Regions from separate parts of the Homo sapiens genome. Here region 1 is linked to region 2. Evidence: chromatin contacts called from ENCODE Hi-C or POLR2A ChIA-PET data. All regions are on one chromosome and are shown on one strand. Each heading gives the region's core, a stretch centred on a gene start or an enhancer-like site at or near the end of the contact. The rest is flanking DNA. Distances are from core to core; before and after follow the strand shown.

What was found. A loop is a pair of places that touch in the nucleus more often than their neighbours do. ChIA-PET counts read pairs that join two places held with the same protein, here RNA polymerase II (POLR2A). Pooled maps may share reads with other maps.
Region 1: a map with no recorded cell type shows a loop between it and region 2 (4-fold over the local background). The contact joins two enhancer-like sites. A Hi-C loop is called at or near these places in 1 of 37 single-sample maps with no recorded cell type and 2 of 50 pooled maps. POLR2A ChIA-PET finds 5 or more read pairs at or near these places in 2 of 52 experiments (activated CD8-positive, alpha-beta memory T cell and activated T-cell).

The regions. Positions count from the first base shown.
Region 1 is chr5:87,339,369-87,342,201 of GRCh38, reverse strand. It overlaps RASA1 (RAS p21 protein activator 1), which reads right to left. Exons shown (of 25, transcript NM_002890.3): 6 at 881-912. It also overlaps a transcript of CCNH not described here. Among named protein-coding and RNA genes, the nearest start is that of CCNH, 72 kb to the left of the region's middle. Within about 2 kb of position 1,366, at least 4 of the 41 ENCODE cell types and tissues checked have a DNase peak (open chromatin) inside an H3K27ac peak, as active enhancers do.
Region 2 is chr5:87,209,598-87,212,297 of GRCh38, reverse strand. All of the region lies in intron 2 of LOC101929380 (a long non-coding RNA gene), which reads right to left. Among named protein-coding and RNA genes, the nearest start is that of LINC01949, 28 kb to the left of the region's middle. Within about 2 kb of position 1,362, at least 2 of the 41 ENCODE cell types and tissues checked have a DNase peak (open chromatin) inside an H3K27ac peak, as active enhancers do.

The DNA.
Region 1 (2,833 bases), core at 117-2,616, 130 kb before region 2:
GGCAACAGAGCAAGACTCTGTCTCAAAAAAAAAAAAAAAGAAAAAATAACAAAAAAGAATTTGAAACTCCTGATATAGGTAGAGAGGAGACTTCAAACTAATACAAACAGCAGGGTACAGTCTCACTAATGGAATCTATTTTGTAGCTACAAGAAACAATAAAAATGAACTCAGAATATATCTTACATATTCCACTTACAGAAGGGTGAAGCATTAAACAAGGTGACTGCAAATGGAGTAGTCAGTTGAATGTTTTTATATTCTAATGGTTAGAAAACAGAAAAAGCAAACACTTGAGGCAAGCCTCAAGTTCCATCCCTAAATGCTGAAAGATAAGAAAAAATGTTGTACTGAAAAGATATTAGGAGATGAATAGTCTATTAAAATGTGAGTAAGAGAGAATTGGGATTAATGGTTCAGATCTTCAAAAGAAAACTTACATATACATAAAATCAGTCTGAAGATTATGAAAAAAAAAGACCTTGCTGAATCTTATTAAAATTGTGAAGAACCGTTATTTTGGGGGGATAAAAGATGTGGCTATAAAACAAGAAATACTATGAATAACCAAGAAATACTATGAATAATTTTAAAATGTGCCAAATTGTGACATTCATAATGTTATAAATGTAGTGTTTATTCAAAGTCTTCAGTGTGGTGATAAAAAGAGTTATATTTAGTTATCAGCTACCTTTTATTTAAAAACAAGACTTTATCACTAGATCCTTAAGAAAATATTTAGAAATCAGTTCCCTAAGCCAAATTTAAAAGTTAAGTCAGTCCAAAACCTTAAAAAACAATTTTTTTGGCCAAAGTTTTCCAATTAGTAAATTTACAATATAGATTTTTTTTTTCATTTTAATAATTAACACAAACTCACATTTTTCCTTCATGTGGATCTTCTTCCCGGCCCTAAAGGGAAGACATTAAGACAGTATTTTATATAATTAACTATTAATCAATTTTTATTAAAATTCATGAAAATCGTATCTGCAAACATATCCCCACACTATCCTTATTTATGTTTATATAAAAAAAGATGTTTCTGTTCAGTAAATATCTTTCCAAACCTCTCTTAATCTTTTCTTGTTGCCATTACCCTAACTCAGGCCCTCTTATCGACTTTTCTTAAACAACAGCCCAACTAATATAATTATGTCCTACTCCACCACTCTAATCTGGATACATCAGTTTCAACAGCAGCTGTGCCCTACATTAAGAAAAACCAAACAAAAAAAAAACACCTCTCTACTGCCTACAAATTTCTCATTCTGCAACTGAAGTCGTTTACCACAGGACTCAAGTCTACATTTCCTGTCTCATACTACCAATTGTTTTTTGGTTCCTATACCATGGTCACACATAACTTCCTATTTGCCAATCTCCCACCACTGTAGCTTGTACTTTTTGTTCTTAGAATGTACTTTCCACTTTTTGCTTTCTACTTGTTAGATAAATACCTAACCAATCTGGGAAGGAACTATCTCAAATGCTACCTCTTCAGTAAGACATTCTGAGCCCGTAAAAAGTGAACATCAACTTCTACTTTCAATATAAAAGACATCCCCCTTTTACTATGTTTTGAACTTTATTTTATTCTATATTCCTCTGATTTAAGATACAATAGTGTTACTCATTCCACTATTATGGAGAAAAATGGTCTAACTACATGTGGATTTACTTCTCACAATTTGGTCCTCACTCATTAAATACCTAATCAAACTAAAATCAAACACTCACTGAATGTTACTATATCCAAGGGAGTAGGCTTAAAAAAAAAAACTATAAAAATGAATAGCATTATCATTGTGTCACTGCCCAAAAGGAGTTAATCTCTTGTAGAAGAGTTTTACACAATTATTAATTTTAGACAGTGTAACAGAATGCAGAATTAGCAAGGTGCTATGGAAATACAGAAGGAAACAATTTTGCCTAAGAGACTCCAGAAAGGCATAAATCCTCTGTGAAACAGGGATGACATATGAACTGAGCTCATAAAGATGAATCAAATTTTACAAGGCAATCTATCAGGGCAAGAATGTCAAGGAAGAGGGAAAACTATAAACATAGAAACATTCATTTACTCAACAAACATTTTCTGAATGCCTACTAATGCCAGACACTATTCTAGGCAATGGTAATACATCAGTGAATCAGAGACAAAAATCCCTCCCCTCAGAGAGCATACATTCTAGAGTTAATACATGAAAGTATAAATGTGTTTGGGGAACTGTAATTAGAATTTTAGAAGGAGAAATTCCTTAAATCTAACCACTAACTGAATGCCCGAAACATCTTCACAGACTAGACAATGTCCAAATGGTTTTTCAATCTACAAAGAATTCACTACCCTCTAATAAAGCCCATCATGAAAGTTATTCTACATATTGGAGTGAAAATTGTTTATAAATGACGTGGAATTACTCCACTATTAATTTATAATGTTACTATATTCATTTTTAGCAACCACATCACATTATTCACTCATACTGAGTTGCTAACTTTTTCCTTGATCCCTTGTACTGATGTGAGGTCATGTCTCCTTATTCTGGTTTGGGTTGTTATTATTATTTTTCTGTATACATTGAGTAATTTTCACTTTTCTTTAAAGGTTATCTTGTTAAATTTGATCCAGAATTCCAAGAGCTCAAGAAAAGTTCAACTATAGTGCAATTTCTTGAAGTAATCAGGATGGAGAAGATGGTGGTACAGCAAGGAGAGGGAAACCCAAACTAAAAGTTGTAACTAACAAATTTTATAGGAAAACTATCATAGTAAGATGCTTCAGTACGAATACTGTTTGCCTATATGGAGTAAATATCTCTTTTACTGT
Region 2 (2,700 bases), core at 113-2,612:
GGGAGTTGAACAATGAGAACACATGGACACAGGGAGGGGAAGATCACACACCAGGGCCTGTTGCTGGGTGGGGGCAAAGGGAGGGATAGCATTCAGAGAAATACCTAATGTAGATGGTTGACAGGTGCAGCAAACCACCATGGCACATGTATACCTATGTAACAAACCTGCATGTTCTGCACATGTATCCCAGAATTTAAAGTATAATAAAAATTATTTTTCTTTATGTAAATGTATTAAGTAAAAACTGAATCAATTTCAGAAAAAGATGATAGTATTGGTGATACTAAGACGAGGCAAAAAGTGAAGAGGAGACAGAAATGACTGAGGATTGGCAAACATTGGCATAGAATAATAAGAAACTTGACCTAGTTGTCTGAAGGAGATTCTGGCAACTAACTTATTAGCTAACCTTGGGCCCATCACTAAATGATTCTGGTTTCAGTTTTCATATCCTCTAATTGAACAGTTTGAGCTAGATAATCTCTAAGATATTTTTTAGGAATAAACTGCAGAATATAATTATAATGTTAATAAAGATGAAGGTGAGGGTAAGATTAAGATAAATTTTACTGGCTGGAAATATGTCTTCAGGCCAATTAGATTTTGTGCCTTTGATTTTCAGGTGAGTCTCTCCAGAGGCACAGTGATCAAGTCAGCTAAATTTATTATTTGTGTATTCCCTCTCTCTTTTTATGACTTTTCCTTCTCCTTGGTCTCTTCTAAGTAGCCAATTTCTGCTTGATTCTCCAGTCTACCCAGAGAACTCTGAGGCCCCAACAGTCATCCCAATCTGAGGTTTCTAGGGTGGGTCTAACTTCTGTCTTTCTTACTGTTCTTTCTAATCAGAGTGCACCTATATTGGTGAACTGGCACTATTGGGACTATTTCTGCCCCCATACCTCCATGTTTTTTTGTTTAGTTTTGTTTTTAAAGGAATCCTCTATGTTCCAAGCCTAATCCTGAGGCAGTCCCATCACAGCCTCCAGGTATGGGATGGCAAAATATTTGCCAGAAATTCCCCCTGATAATTTTGGCATTCAGTCAGGTTGTGCCTCTGAAAGACTCACTATACAATGTAAAGTAAGCCCATTTTCCATTCACATATTTAACTGTACTTTTCTCTTCTACATTTTTAGTCAAAGATTGATTTTTGGTACAGGTATTCATACAAATTCAGTCCACTTTCGACTGAGATCAATGTGGGTTTCCCAACTACATTTTTTTTTTCATCTAGCTATGCTATATGTGATTTTGTTTCTACCACATTAGAGAGTTTTTATTTCTTCTTGGTTGGCTGGCTTCCCAGTAGATCCAGATATTGAAAAACAGGTTAGATTAGTTTAGTCCATGTCTGTCAAGCTCAAGTTCTTGAGGTGGAGGAAATGATTTAAATAAATCTCACTCATTTTGAAACAGCTCTATCAAAGGCTGTCTACAGAATAAGGCCTGTCGATTTCAAAATTACTATCATAAATGAATACCATGGCAGTCTGCTGCCAAATTTTAAAATTTCCTTTAGGTGTCTGTTTGCCAAATCTAAATACCAGCCTTTCATCACCATTTAATTAAAAAAATCTAGAATATGAAAATTCAATGAGAACTATTTCTGCTTATTTGTCTATATGAGTGCTTTTATTTATATTTAAGAAAAATATTGCAAGTATAAATCACCCAAAATACACAATTTGTATGAGGATCACCTCCAAAAGGCACTGGCTGTGGAAAAAGTAGTCTCTTTCCCTTTTATATATTATGTGATGCTAACGTTAATTGTTCTTCAATTATAGCTGGACTAGCAAAGCAAGTGTGCTAAGGTAGGTATGAGGAAAAGTGGAATTTGGGAGACTTGTTATACTCAGTTACGATGGGTTTAAATCTGGTTTATAGTTGCTATTATAATTATTTTCTTTTTTTTTAAATTTTAGCCCATTGGTCATAGAAAAGGATTATCTGGGATTGTTTGGCTAACTCAGAGAATTCAAGAGAAGGTTAGGAAGTTTATTTTCCTCCAAGTACATTAATAATAAAATAACAATGACTAAGGGCTTAGTTATGATTATCTGTGCTTTCAGTCCCATTTCTCTTTTGGATGAATGTGAAGCAAAGTTAAAGTAGAAAGCCAAGAAAAGAGCTAACCTCTATCTAGCTCAGATCCTAATTTTTTTTTTTAAAATTCAAGTCATTTATTTGCTCCAGTTAGCTGAATTATATACTGTGCTACAGACCTTATACTCTGACTTCTGGGCTTGGTTCTGTGAGCCTGGGAGGCTGAATAGAAATTAGTAAGTTTGGCGTTTTGGGGGACAAATGATACAGAGATTCAAAATGCACATCCTAAATACCGTCTTGGTCAGGTCACTTCACCTCCCTTAGTCTCAGTTTTCTCATTAGTAAAATAGGAAAATAATACTTCCCTGTAGGGGGTGCTTAGTGTAAAGATTAAAGTTGATTTATATGAAATGCATGATGCTTGGCAATGTCAATGTTTAAAAAATGTTCGTTGTAATAATTCATGTAAGTAACAGTAAGCTATAAGTATAGCCTGTATTATTTGTAGATGTTGGCTGTAATAATTATCATTGTTCAAATCAAAGCCAATTCCTAGTTCTTAGCCTTATGGTAGGACATTTTTCTCTGCTACTGTAATAGTGTTGGAACCATAAACCTTCCTTTTAATTATATGTTATGCAAGTGGAA